Linked DNA regions of Homo sapiens: region 1 is linked to region 2. The links are chromatin contacts, found by Hi-C or POLR2A ChIA-PET in ENCODE. All regions are on one chromosome and are shown on one strand. Each heading gives the region's core, a stretch centred on a gene start or an enhancer-like site at or near the end of the contact. The rest is flanking DNA. Distances are from core to core; before and after follow the strand shown.

Region 1 (6,941 bases), core at 2,643-5,142, 47 kb before region 2:
GCAGCAGGGAGGCCAGTGTGGCTGAAGTGGAGCGATGGGGCGGGGAGGGGCAGGTGATGTGGTCTGAGGGATGCGGGAGGGGTGGAAATCACATGGGTCACTGTGAAAGACTTTGCTTTCACTCTGAGTGGAACAGGAGCCCTTGGAGGGGCACGTGTGGTGTGAAATTAGCTATCACCCAGAGTGATTGTGATTTTATGATGCTGCCTCTTCTGAACTGACCGTATTTCAGGGCAAAGAGCTGGCCCTTGTTGCTGAATACAAGTTCTTCCTTCCAAAGTAATTCAAGGTGAAAACAGTATACAGTGAAGGATGGAATTAGAAAATCAGATCACCATTTTGCACTCCCTACAAAACCTTTAGGGAAAATGTTGGTGAACAACTCTAGGATGGGAGGCTGAGGCGCCGCCGCTTTGCTCCATGGGTCAGTGGTAGCGTCATTCCCAGTAGGTGACCTCCTGCGGGGCAGCACCGTGACGCACAGGCACCAGCTGCGATACGCTCTTCCAAAAACCTGAACCTGGGTCTCACCAGACATTAGGTGGAGCTTCCAGTTTAGAGATTAAACCAGGGCATGAAGGAACATGTGAACGACATCACGGGACAGTCACATAAAACCAGCGGTTTCTTCAAGTTCCATGGGGAAAGAGGGTCGGGGGAAGTCTGCTCTAGACTGAAGGAGAATTAAGATATGTAATATGTGGATCTTGTTTGGATCCTGATTTAAAAAAAAAACTATAAAGAGACTTTTTTGAAGTAATTGAGTAGGTTGGACACAGACTAGATATTGAATAATATTAAAGAATTATTGTTAATTTTGTTAGATGTGAAAATGTCTTTTTTAGGAGAGACATATTTGTATTTAAAAGTAGAATGACATGATTTCAGGAATCTGATTTAAAATATTACAGAGAAGAGAGGGAAAGAGGCAGAAGAACCAAAAGGGCAACATATCCAAAATATTCATGACATGATTCTCTCTTCTTTGTGAATATATGAACATTCAAAAGAAAAGTGTTTTTAAATCCAGATGCAAGAGAAGATGGGAAAATGAGAGAAGAAGAGAAAAGAAGACTTACTTGGAAAGACTAAGTTGCTAATAATTCTTCTCTATTTAGAAGTATTATGCCAAAGAGTAAAATATATTTACTATTACTAGATGTCACACAGTAGTGATGCTGTGAACTGGTATTGAGATCTATTCTGTTTACCATACGCCCAGCCCCTGATTCCCTGATTGCTTGCCAAGCTCATAAAATAATGACAATTGATGATGACACTGATGATGAGAAATAAAAGTCAGATCATCTTCCCTGCCCTCCGACAGCTGGGGAACTGAGAGCATGCTGTTATGGGACAGAGCTTGAAGTAATTTAGGGCTCGGCTGTTTGGCCACATGCCTCGGAGGTTTCAAATCTGAAGGCCTGTGAGGCTCCATTTGCTCAAAAGCGTGATATAATTCTACAAACATGGTCACTCACTGCGTATGATTTTGATCCGTAGAATGGATAGCACCAGAAAAACTGAGGATTGGGAATTGTCACTTTGGAACTGGTTGTTGGAAAACCTGGGTGGTAAGCTGTGCTCTCCACCTTAAAGCCACCCTGTCCCGTCTCTGCTCCTTCAGTTAGCTTGACAATGAACAACAGACCTGAAAGGAAAGAATTCCAGTGGATGGGAGGGGATTCTGATGTTTGAAGTCGTTCCTCTCCTTGGCTTTCTCTGCTGTTTTTAAATACTAGGAGACTGAAAGTGTCATTAATTTAAATTCTTAAGCATGTGCTGCTGAGCATCAGTCTTTGTTTTTACACAGAAGAGATTGCTGAGCATTCAAATCCCTGTTCCTCATTTGAGTCATTATAATGTTAGTTTTAAAGAAAAAACAGAAGGTAGTAAAATCTGAAAAGAAACTGAACTCTGTGGCTCATGTTTGGTTTTATGGTTGATTTTCCTCAAATTATTATCCACATATAAATATATAGAACCATGATGTGGACTTTGATGAGTTCCCACGTAGGGTGCCGGGCCAGCTTCTACAGAGTCACTGGCCAGTCTCTTCCATGGTGACTATAATTGATTGGGGGGCACTGGTAAAGTGACTGAACTAGGGAGGAAAAAATGTTCACATTTATTCATGCGACAAGTATCTGAGCTTCTGGTGTGTGTCAGGCACAGTCCTAGGCTCTGAGGAGCAGCAGTAGGCAAAACCTGAAAAGCCCTTCCCTCCTTGGAGCTTAGATTCTGGTGGGGCACAGAGGAGGCCATACCTGAAGATAGCTTCTGCCTGCAGCAGAGATATGGGGTAATACAGGGGAAGCTGGCTTCAGCTCCCATCTTGTTTATTTCTTAACTGTGGGATCTTGGACCAGTCCCTTAATCACCCTGAGTTTCAGGGTCCTCTCATGTAAAATGAGCATTAAAAACAATACCTACATAATACAGTCATTGTGCAGATTAAATGAATTTAACACAGGAAAAATACCTCCCAAAGCATTTAGCTTTCAGCAAGTGAGAGCTGTTACTTCGCCTAGTAGTGCAGACATGATAGGTATTCAATTGGTAGTTAATTCAGTATTTCTGCATTTGAGCATTTAATGCCTATGTCTACATGTCTGGCAGACACTGGAATGTGATTTGTAAGAAATACTTAAAATTTCTCTGTTTTTTAAAATTTTCCCTTTCTCTAAATGGAGAAAACTACTCTTTCAGATTCTTCTGACCATTACTTTGGGTTGGCAGATCCTAAGTTAAGAGGAAAGAGGACGCCTTCCACGCGGAAGGGGAGATGTAGAGCTGTAATGGCAAGCTTTTACAGGAATACCCTCAAATGCTATTTGGGTCTCCATGACTGGCAATTTCAGGCCCTTCTGCTATAATAAGGAATTCCACAATCACATGTCCCAAAGTCTATTTTCCAGGATTCTGGGGGCCATGCGTCCTTGCCTGTGGCAGTAATTATTGAGTGGTGTGTTCACTTCCAGGCCCACTTGGGGAGTGACAGGAAGGAGGGAGGGTGCAGGGAAGAGGAGAGAGGCTCGCATGGTGGTCTGGGAGATGGTGAGGCCAGCGAGTAAGAGGAAGCTCCCTGCAGTTCTCCACTTTGCCAGGGAGGGGCGCAGTCCAGGATGATGGGGCTGTCTTCAGAGGACTGTGGTGGTCTCCAGGTGGGTGTCAGCAGCTTAGGGCCAAGCCTGAACCAGGTTGGTGGAAGCCCAGCGAGGCAGGCAGCATGGCCAGCCCTCCAGTCTCTGTTGAGAAAACTGCACCTCCTTCCTTTCCACATTTTCCCGCTGCTGGTGGAAATGGGCTTCTAGTCTATTGGATGATGGAGGAGGGCTGGGAGAGGGGAGGAGAGGGGTGATCCACTTGTAAGGACAGCGGGTTTGGAGAAGTGGCCTCTTTGAATCCTGTGTGTTCTGGGGCTGGGCAGGGCGGTGGGATCCCCAAGCCCCGGTGTCCTAGTGGCCCAGTCGGCCTTCGCAGAGGCTTCCCCTTGGGAGAGGATGGCCGGGCCGTTCAGCAGTGGCCTCTGGAAGGATTTCTCGTTCCGCAGGCCTGTTCCAGGAATTGTGTTTAATTTAGGAGCCTGAGCAGTGTGGGCAGACGCTGTCCTTTCCTGAGCCCGTCTCACCTCCCTCTGCCAGTGAGTTGTGCAGACTTGCCCTGTCCCGAGAGTGGCCTTGGGCCTGCAGAGTGCCCGGGGCAGCTTAGCAGGGTGGCCTCATGTCTGTGAGGCCAGCGACACATAGGAAGCCTTCCGTGGCTTCAGTATGAGCCAGGTGCGCTCGAGTGCTTCGTGAGTGTCGTTTTCTCATGACCACCTCATGTGGTAGGTACGATCGTTACCTACCTTGGCTGCAAGGACACAGGCTCAGAGCGGCTGAGTAACTTCACACCGCCCAGCAGAGGCCGGGGAGGAATCTAACCCCCACCTCTAGGCCAGAGCGGGCGCCTCATCCCATACCCTGCATGGCACGCTTTGTTCCGCGGGCACAATTCTGTGAATTCCTGTCCTCTGGCTTAAGTATTGTCAGTCAACTTAATATATTCCTTTGTTACTTGCCAACTCCAGTCCAGAAAAATCCTGTACTCTCATTTCAGAGAAGCCAGGAGCACTTAGCAATCCCAAGAAAATGTATATTCTCTCTATGGTCATAAGCATTCAAGAGTTTCTTAAACGTATTTAAGGAAGAATAAGTGTTGTGTTTTATTCATTTGTGCATTATGGGAGGATGGGCCTTTTTTTTTCAAAGATTGGCTTCAAAAGGTTTTTAAAATTTTATTTATAATCACTGAATCCAATGAACAGTTAGATCGGTGTGTGTGTTTGTGGGGGATGAGGGAGGTGGGGGGAGAATGTTAAAACTTTGGCCACCCCTGGTATTTCTGGTGGGCAGATGCCTTAGCCGCTGGAGCTGGGGCCAAGCCCTGCTCAGTAGCACAGCTCGGACCTTTGCGTGCTCCCTGGGGCTCCTCCCTGGGTGCTGCAGTGTTTTGACAGACGGTCCCTTGAGCTTGGCAGTGCCCTGTGAGGCTGGGACCTGGTCCAGGCTGGCCGGGGAAGAGAAGCAGGGACAGGATGAGAGAGTGGGGAGTAAGAAGGGGAGGGAGGGGGTGCAGCTTCGGAGATGGGCTTCACGGGAGGCCTCGTGTGAGCCTGTGTGATGGGCAGGACCTCCTGACCTCCGCCTCAGAGTTCAACCAGAGAAGAGGAAACAACAGGAGATATTTAGAGATTTTCTGCGAGGAATTGGCCCACACGACTGTGAGGGGTGGCCAGGCTGACATCCATGAGGGGCCAGCGGGAGGGCCAGCCATCAGGACTCCAGGGCATGGGGGCGGGCACTGCCGTCCACAGGTGGAATCTTCTTCCTCCTCAAGGAAGCCTCGGCCCTATGTTCAGGTCTTTCAACAGATGAGGCGAGACCCACCCAAATTATCTAGAAGCCCCTCGCTCAAAGTCAGCTCTCTCCTGGCAGCACCGGGGTTCCTGTTTGAGCAAATGCCTAAGACTGCAGCCCCGCCACGTGACACATCAAACCCCCACACCCCACTCCCTCAGGCCTTCCTCCTCCGTCACATAAAGTGTCTACCCTGGGAAGCGCAATGTGCTTTTCCTCCTGAAAATTTGTAAGAATCTGACGACTTCCGAAAAGCGTATCTCCCAGAGCTGTGGCCTCCTAACAATGCCACTTTTCTATCAAAGCCTCCGGGCGGCCTCTGTGCTCAGACTTAGTCATGGTCCCTGTTGATTCACTAAACAAATGCCTCAGTTCAGTCTCAGCTACGTACTGTTTCATTCTCACAACCCTCAGTAATCTCTCTGCTTATCGACAAAGTATATCTAGTTGCCAAGAGTAGCTTGTAAGCATTCTTCATTAAGGTGTTAGGGGAAAAGTAACGGTTGTTTGTTTGGTTGGTTGTTTTTTAGAGACAGGATCTCACCATGTCGAATGAGACCAATGAGCGACTTGGCAATAATTATATTGTTATGCAGGTTGGGCATCCCTAATCAGAACATCTGAAATCTGAAATGCTCTAGAATCTGAAACTTTTTGAGCACCTAAATGACACCACAAGTAGAAAATTTCACACATGACCTTATATGATGGGTCTCAGTCAAAACTTTGTTTCATGCACAAAATTATTCAAAATCTCATATAAAATTACCTTCAGGCTATGTATATAAGATTTATATGAAACATAAATGAATTTTGTTTTTAGACTTGGGTCCCTTGCCCAAGATATCTCGTTATGTATATGCAAGTATTCCAAAATCTGGAAAAATAATGCACGAGATTGTAACACATAGCACCTATGTTCTAGCACTATATGCTGTTTAGTGCTCACAACACCCCATTTTGCAGACAAAAAAACTGAGGCACAGAACTCCTAACTGACTGAACCAAGGTCACAGCTTCTATGTACCAGGAGCAGGATTTGAACTTGGGCACTCTAGCTACGGAGTCCAGGCTTTTAACCACAGCAGTGGAAGTGCTACATGCTGGCCACTTGAGATAGTTTAATGTTTGAATCTTTGATGCATCACCCAAGATACTTTCTTGTGGCCCTTAAATGTTTTACATAATCAGGGAGAGTCTGGCTGCCCATGAATGAAAATCTACTAAAAGGATTTGGGTTTGGTTCCATTGGCAAAGAAATTGATTCTAGTAAGTACCGGGACACAGCTGCCAGCCAAGGTCTTCCACGGGCACTGTGGACACCTGCCTGTGAGTGATCTACTCTCCACAGTAGCCAGGCCCTGAAGGGGCAGTTGGATTGGGGACATCATTCCCTGCCTTTCAAGCCCAAGGCCAGTGGCCCCTGGCCAGGCGACTGGAACCATCTTCAAGGTGTGGGAGCTGCTGCACCAAATGCTTCTGCTTGCAGAGCCCAGCAAAAACTATCCACCTGCAGTCCCCGTCCCTCCCAGCAGAAACGATCCACCTGCAGTCCCCGTCCCTCCCAGCAGAAACGATCCACCTGCAGTCCCCGTCCCTCCCAGCAGAAACGATCCACCTGCAGTCCCCGTCCCTCCTGATGGATGCCGGGACTCAAGGCTGAAATGTCCTCATGTGTTCTTTCCTCTCCCACTTCCAAAAAAACTGATTTGTCATCTTCCAGAGAAACTTGTGATTAATGGCAATCCTCAAGTGCCTGCAGTTTCTTAATCATTGCTTTCTTTTACAAAAACATCTTTATAGCCACCTTCAGAATATAGTTAGATTCAAGCAGTTTGGAAAGATTTACTGGTGAGTCAAGACAAAAAAAGGTAGTTAACTGCAGATGGCCATACCTGTGTCCTTACATCAAGCCGCTGTGTTTTTCCATTGCCTAGGCAGCAATGCTAAAATACCAAGTCTCTGCTGGAGTGCTCTGCATTTTTCTACCTGCTGAAATAAAGTCAAGGCTCTGCTAGGATTCCTAGCAAAAACAGAAGG
Region 2 (7,436 bases), core at 4,001-6,500:
CTGCGTCTCTGAGTTGCCGCTTACCCGCCGAGAGCCTCGTGCGAGCTGCTCTGCCCCCCTGCCCCTGTGAAGTGGGTGTGCAGTGGCTGTTGGATTGCGGCCCTGGGTTAAATGAGTCAGTACCTGGAAAGCGCTTTGTCTTGGAGGATTCCCATGAAAGTGTGTGTTTTAACAAAAGGACTCACTGCTCTTGTGCCCACACCTGTCTATTAAAGCCATGGTAGTGGGGCATGAGCCTGGACCTCCATCAGGAGAAGCATTCCATATTTCTCCCACGTCTCCTCTTTTGCATTGGCTCTGTAATCTGCTCGTGGTTCGGTCATGATGGGCTTTTCTATGACACATTGAGTTGCTTCTTCATCTCCTGGTCACCTGACAGCACGAACTCCCAGGAGGCAGCGCAGCCCCTGGCATGGGGGCAGCCCACCCACTGCCGCTCGGTATGTCTCCACAGGCTGACGGGGTACGGGATCCACCACTGCTTTGCCAGGAGCATGATGGGCCACGAGGTGAAGGTGCCGCTCCTGGAGAACTTCTATGCTGACTACTATACCACGGCCAGCATCGCGCTGGTGTCCTGCCTGGCCATGTGCGTGGTGGTCCGATTCCTCGGGCGCAGGGGAGGGCTGCTGCTCTTCATGATCCTCACCGCCCTGGCCTCACTCCTGCAGCTCGGCCTCCTCAACCGTGAGTGGGTCGGGGAGGTGGGCTGGGTGCAGGGAGGGAAGCTGGCAGATCCCCAAGGGCATTTGAAAGGGCTGCATAAGACTCCGCTGGCCACTCTAAAATCTACTGCTGGAAGGAGCTGCTTTGGGGAGAACAGAGCTTCAGTTGAGAGCATCTGTGGAGCCCGCCTTAGAGGGCACTGGGCCTTCCCGCCTCCCCCTGCCCCTGCCCCGGCCCGGGCTGCACCATGATTCCTTCCGAGTCCTGGTGGCCCAGTCTTTGCTAATAGGTAGACTGCTTCTGTGTGATTCATCACATGACCAAGAAGAACAAAGGATTGTCTCTTTCGAGTGACATTAAGGGGGAAATAAATCTGTTTTGTCACCCTTGCATTAGGGCCCTGCTTTTCAGCAGATGTTCCCGAGTTCATCAGCTTCTCTTTGGACCAAAGAATTTCTCAGTAAAGGTTAAAAATAATCTGGCCGGGTGCGGTGGCTCACGCCTGTAATCCCAGCACTTTGGGAGGCTGAGGCGGTCGGATCATGAGGTCAGGAGTTCAAACCAGCCTGACCAATGTAGTGAAACCCCATCTCTACTAAATATACAAAAAATAATTAGCTGGGCTTGGTGGTACACGCCTGTAGTCCCAGCTACTCAGGAGGCTGAGGCAGAAGAATCACTTGAACTTGGGAGGCAGAGGTTGCAGTAAGCTGAGATCGCAGCACTGCACTCCAGCCTGGGTGACAGAGCAAGACTCCATCTCAAAAAAAAAAAAAAAATCTAAGGCAAAGCTAGAGAGTCCATCTGGCCCTTCCAGCAAGCTCTGTATAGCTCCTCACCAACAAATACCCATTCCCGTGTATGGACAAACCACCACAGCATCTCCGTGGCCAGCCCAGGGCGCGACGTGAACAGGCAGGACCGATGAGCCTCTTCTCCCACCCTGGCACGGTCCTCCTGGGACAGGCTCAGGACACTGCGGGAACATCGACCCCACAGAGCTCCCCTGCCTTTACAAGGAAAATGAACCCGGGCTCTCAGAACTAGACGCCAGGGCTGTCCACCGCACCCAGATCAGAGCGGCCTTGTCGTGCAGCCTAGATTAGAGATGGCTCACTTCAAACTCAGGAGCAGCTTTCTAACTTGGACAGTTCTTATGCAATCTATACCTTGCTGGGAGACTGCTGTTAGGCTTAGCTAATGGATTGCACACGTGGCGCCTGTCTCCCTCCATCCCCGTTCCCCAGCTGCCCTTCCAGGGAGTCTCCTGCTCACACAGTTGGGACGGAAGTGGCAGGGTGCCTCAGCCCCCGGGTGTTGTGGTGCCCCTTTGGCCCTGAGCAGGAATGCACAGGAGCCCCAGGCGAACACCAAGCAGCCGTGAGGAGCAGAGCTGGGGCTGGCAGGGGCACCCCACAGCACTTGACGCAGCTTGAATGCAGGCGGCAGTGACCTGTGGGTGACTTTACATGCAAGGAAGCTCACCCTTTGCACCTGCTGGGGTCTCACTGTGAAGGTTCCATTTTCTCCTCAGGCTCTGAGGCCAGCAGGGTCTCACTCCTGTCTTCCTAACAAAAAGATCTTTGTTTAGCGCAGTATGAATTCCACTGCCCCGGCGGCCAGCGCCATCCCAGACACGGAAGGGAGTTTGCTTGAACCAAGTCGCATGGGAACACGCTAGGCTAACTCCACACCTAATGTGCTCTCTTCTCTCTTCTCGCTTGCTTGGCCCTTGTCCGTGTGGGTGCGATCATGTCTGCGGGTCCAGTGATTGGAAAGTACAGCCAGCACCCAGACTCAGGTGAGTCCCAAGCGCGTGGGCTGTGCTTCCTCGTCTCATATTACATCTAAATGGGTGTTTTCTCGAAGACTCACGGACCTGTGGTTTCCATTTTCTCTTTCTCCCCGTTGCCCTCCAAGAACTGCAGCTGAAGTTGGCCGTAGGTTGGACACTATACGGATACATTTGTATTCTCCCTCTTGCCTCTAGAAAGAGCGACTGGTGCTTCCCTGTTTGTGTGCTGCTTGGCACGCATGCCCCCGCCCCTTCCCCTGGCACCAGGCTCAGCACAGGCCCTGGCCCGGCGCCAACATGCTTTGTCTTAGGGACAGTTGTCTGGGTGGGGGGAGAAAGCCTGGGAGTGCTGGGGCCCGGCTGTCTGTGCTGCCAGGGGAAGCCGCTGTCCCCCTTTGACTCATGTAAGCTTGCTGCCCTGCAGCCCATGGGGACAGCACAGTGCCGCCCTGCACCTCGAAGCTGCTGCTGCACCCGCCTGGCCTGCCCCAGCCCTCGCCCGTGTCCCTGGAGAGTGCTTGCCCTCTATGCAGCCTTGGGGAAGCTGAGCTGAGCCCCAGCTGTATGGTCCTGACAGCATGCCCGTGCACTGTGCCAGACCCTGTCCTGGCGCGAGGTCGGTCTCCGGTGCCATTTACGAGGGCTTTGATGGGTTGAACACTTGCCTTCTGGGCCCATAAATTCTGTGGCTTGAGTTTTTGTTTCCTTAAATCAACCCTGACTCAGCTACCCTGTCCCACACGTTGGGCACATCAGACCTGACTGGAGCAAACATAGGCCAGGGCAGAGGGATGTCGCTGTGGCACCAGGGACATGCCAGCCTGCCCTCCCACCAGGCATGGCTCCCGGCTGAGGAATTCCAATAGAGGCCACCATGAGCTTCAGCATGCTTGACGCACAGGGACTCATAGAAGCCCCACAAAACCCACTGCAGGGGCTCTGGGCTTCTAGTCCTTGAGGTGCTGCTTGGTCCCCAGAGGGAATTGCATACCCATCCATGCCGCAAGCTGGACACTGGGAAGGAGCTGTGCTGTGCAGCCCCAGGCCTCCCTCCCACCCTGGCCTGGCTTCCTCTCTTCCCTCACCACCTTCTTCTGACCTTCCCCCAGGGATGAGTGACAGCGTCAAGGACAAATTTTCCATCGCGTTTTCCATCGTGGGCATGTTTGCCTCCCATGCGGTGGGGAGCCTCAGCGTGTTCTTCTGTGCGGAGATCACCCCGACGGTGATAAGGTGCGTCATGGGAGACACCCCAGGGGACGCCGGCTTCTCGGAAATCAAAGACGAGTCCCTGGCTCCAGGCTGGTGTGGGATTAACCAGCGTCAGCTCTGTCTCTGGCTCTGGACACATCAGCTTCGTGGTTCATAGCTGAGGTGGCTGTTGGACCCAACCCCGAGGCGCCCAAGAGGCAGTGAGAACCTGGCCCTGGGGTCCTGTCCAGGCAGCAGCAGGAGGAAGGGGGAACAGGGAGCTACTCTGGGCCCAGGAAATATGTCAGTGTCTGAGCGTCTGGCAAGGGGGGGAGTGCAGCGGATCACTTATGCCGCACTTCCACCAGAACCTGTGCTGCCAACTCTGCTAAGAGACCTCACGGCACAGCTAGTGCAAAATGTTTCACAAAGTAGAAAGAGCCTACCCCCCGGCCCTCCCCGAGATGGAGTTTCACTCTTATTGCCCAGCCTGGAGTACAATGGCATGATCTTGGCTCACTGCAACCTCTGCCTCCCAAGTTCAGGTGATTCTCCTGCCTCAGCCTCCAGAGTAGCTGGGATTATAGGTGTGCGCCACCACGCCCGGCTAATTTTTACATTTTTAGTAGAGACGTGGTTTCACCTGGTTGGCCAGGCTGGTCTCGAACTCCTGACCTCAGGTGATCCCCCCACCTTGGCCTCCCAAAGTGCTAGGATTACAGGCGTGAACCACCGTGCCAGGCCAAAAGAGCCTTATTTCATACTGACCTGAGAAGTTGATGTCATGAATCCAAAGCGAGCACAGCGAGTGAGATTACTGACTCATGTAAGAAACATGGATGGAGAGCCCACTGCGCGCCAGACACTAGGCCCAGAAAACACAGCAGCACAGTCCCGCCCTCGTGGAGTCTGCGGCCATTTCATACCTCCCTAAAAGGTGTGACTAACCTGTGCTCAGCCACTTTTGCTTTAGTTCGGAAAGTGAGGCTGACCCCTTCCTGGTGCCGTCTCTGCCCCTGGGTCGTGGTTCATGGGTGCTACACGCCATTTACTGTTGCCACCATGCTTATAGGTTAATAAAAAGGCACGCCTCCACTAAAAGGGCATCACTCAGCTGCAGTCATTTTCCTACACTGTTTGTGACTTACTGAGGAGCTTGAGTTATACCACACTGAACTTCTTAAAGGAGTATCAGCATTTCTCATGCACGTGCCTTCATAAAACAGAACTTGAGAGTAATGGCAGTAGTTCAGCCGTGAGTCAAAACCCAGGTGTCCGCATAATGACACCCTTGGGAAAATCCAGTAGCGGCTATTCCAGTCCAAGGCAGACTATGTGGAGGCTAAGCTGGGGAAGGCTTTGGGAGCAAGTAGGCAGGTCCGTGGACTTTCTTACTTTCCACATTTCCAGTAGCCATGCTAACAACAGCATCTTCACGTCCACACTTTTTGATTCATTCTCTTGGATCGTATCCTACAGGCCCAGCCTGACAGCTACTGGGCACCTGGACAGAAATGCCAAGGCATTGTATGATTAAGCACAAGGAACTCATCCTGTCCCTACCTTCTGCATCAGCCACAGGGGAGAGATGAGTCAGGAGCTTATTTAGTGCTTGCAGTTGCAGGATACCTCAGGCCGACCGCAGGCTCACTCCCTGTCTAAAGGACGGAAAGTGAAATTTCTCTCCTTTATCAAACAAAACAGCAAAGCCAAGTCTTTCAATAGACCAGAATCCACAGTCAGACCTTCTGGGTTTCCAGCTGGCCTCCTGCAGCCTTTGCATGATTATGCATATTTTGTTGGGGGAGGGGGTGGCTAGCGGGTACCCCTTAACTCTGGCAGTTGGTAGGCATCATTATTCTCTGTTAGATTTGGCTTAGCAAGCTAGACGGAAGGAAATGCTGTAAGCTTTTCCTCTTTGACGCAAACCTGGAAAGATTTGAGGATAGAAATTCAACAAACATGTTCTCAGATTCAGCTTGCCAAGATGACAAACTGGAAAAAATATGTGACCCTTGGTGATGCTTTTGTGCCTGCAGAGGATGAAAGGAAATTAAGTCCAAAGGGGGTCCCTGGGCCAGGCTGGGAGAATGTCTAGCGTTCCTGACAAATCCCTCTTCTCGCTGGGAGCCCTTTTCACCCGTGCCATCGGGAGGCCACAGCTCTTTCTTGCAAATGACTGAGGAACAATTCCCACGGAGGCCCTAGGATGGAAGTAGACTCCCCTACCATCCCCCCACTTCACAGAGAAAATTCCAAGATAAGCCACGATGGGCAGCCTGGGGCCCGTGAGCTCCATCTTTCTTAGCACAGAACTAGCCTTTCCCTGTGACACTATTACAGACAAGCCTTCTGGCAGCAAAGGGTAAGGGGCCAGGATGGACTGCCTGGAAGCAAATATTAGGATATGAAATTTTCTGCAAAAAGTTCAAAAAATGCTTTTATACTTTTCATACTTGTTCCACCACAAAAAGCAACAAAGGCCTGCAGAAATCTATTGCCCCAAGGATGATAGAGGCCAAGTTAACTAAATATTGTTTCATGAGATTCTGTTCAGACCTCGCGTTGACAGAACCAGCTACCCGCTCAGGCCCAGGCCAGGTGGTGGTTCTCATCAGCCAGTGCACAGCTCTGATTCATCTGTAAGACATTGGGAGTTGGGTGACTTTGCAAGTCTATCTGACTGTGCCCATCTCCCAGCTTGACATGGGCAGAAGTGGCCTGGGGTCCTGGGCGGATCTGGAAGCAGCTGCTGGCTGTGCTGGGGCGGATCTTTTCTATCCACTGTCCATCTGGATGCTCCAGGTGGGCTCCGAGGCTTCCTTTGCCCTCACGGAGGGGTCCAGGTGAGAGAGGAGGCAGGCGCTGGTGATCATGACACCCGCCTGTTTTCTCCTGCCCTGCCCACTCCGGCAGCCCTGGCCCTTTCTAGATCATAAGTCGGACAGGCCTCCCTGAGACACTCCCTGACTGACGACTCCCTGACATCTGTCTTCCGCTCTAATGCTGCCTCAAGAATAGGCACCGAGGGCCAGGATGACCTGGGGTTAAGGGAGTATCAGAGTCTGTTCAACTTCTTTAAAAAGTTGTATCTTAAAGGCCGGGCACGGTGGCTCACGCCTGTAATCCCAGCACTTTGGGAGGCTGAGGCGGGCAGATCACGAGGTCAGGAGATCGAGAGGATCTGGCTAACACGATGAAACCCCGTCTCTACTAAAAATACAAAAAAAATTAGCCGGGCGTGGTGGCGGGCGCCTGTAGTCCCAGCTACTCAGGAGGCTGAGGCAGGAGAATGGCGTGAACCCAGGAGGCGGAGCTTACAGTGAGCCGAGATCGCGCCACTGCACTCCAGCCTGGGCGACAGAGCGAGACTCCATCTCAAAAAAAAAAAAAAAAAAAAAAAGTTGTGTCTTAAAAATGTCACATCTGAAAACAAGTACTGAGTAGCAGACAGGAAGCCAGCATGCGTCCCATGCCGGCAGCGCCTGTGGCGTGCGAGCGATGAGCAGCGGGGCAGGATGAGGGGAGGGTGCTGATGATATGGCCCGGAGCCTGGGAAGGAACCAGACGGAGCTGCCCATGATCCTGAGGCCGCCTCCCTGTGTGGCCTTGGGTGGGTCCCTCGGCCGGCTTTAGTGTCCTTGTCTTAAAACAAAACTGACTACAGGCACCTTGTTAGGCGGGGGTGGAGAATGGAGGCCATGTGCAAAGGGCCTGGGCTCAGCACAGGACAGTTCATATTCTTCTTCTTCGCTGGGCATCTTCAGCAGTTGTATTTATTTCT

The links. A loop is a pair of places that touch in the nucleus more often than their neighbours do. ChIA-PET counts read pairs that join two places held with the same protein, here RNA polymerase II (POLR2A). Pooled maps may share reads with other maps.
Region 1: a loop to region 2 is called in a map of sigmoid colon, with 2.1 times the contacts of the local background. The contact joins two enhancer-like sites. A Hi-C loop is called at or near these places in 5 of 168 maps with a recorded cell type or tissue (K562, breast epithelium, endothelial cell of umbilical vein and 2 more) and 7 of 50 pooled maps. POLR2A ChIA-PET finds 5 or more read pairs at or near these places in 10 of 52 experiments (AG04449, AG04450, HCT116 and 7 more).

The regions. Positions count from the first base shown.
Region 1 is chr6:3,326,567-3,333,507 of GRCh38, reverse strand. All of the region lies in intron 3 of SLC22A23 (solute carrier family 22 member 23), which reads left to right. Among named protein-coding and RNA genes, the nearest start is that of PSMG4, 71 kb to the right of the region's middle. Within about 2 kb of position 3,892, at least 7 of the 41 ENCODE cell types and tissues checked have a DNase peak (open chromatin) inside an H3K27ac peak, as active enhancers do; they include PC-3, where a contact is called at or near this core.
Region 2 is chr6:3,280,110-3,287,545 of GRCh38, reverse strand. SLC22A23 (solute carrier family 22 member 23) reads left to right here. Exons shown (of 10, transcript NM_015482.2): 7 at 455-687; 8 at 2,435-2,467; 9 at 3,571-3,694. Among named protein-coding and RNA genes, the nearest start is that of PSMG4, 25 kb to the right of the region's middle. RefSeq lists enhancers at 90-619, 4,101-5,028 and a silencer at 5,157-5,451. Within about 2 kb of position 5,250, at least 8 of the 41 ENCODE cell types and tissues checked have a DNase peak (open chromatin) inside an H3K27ac peak, as active enhancers do; they include PC-3, where a contact is called at or near this core.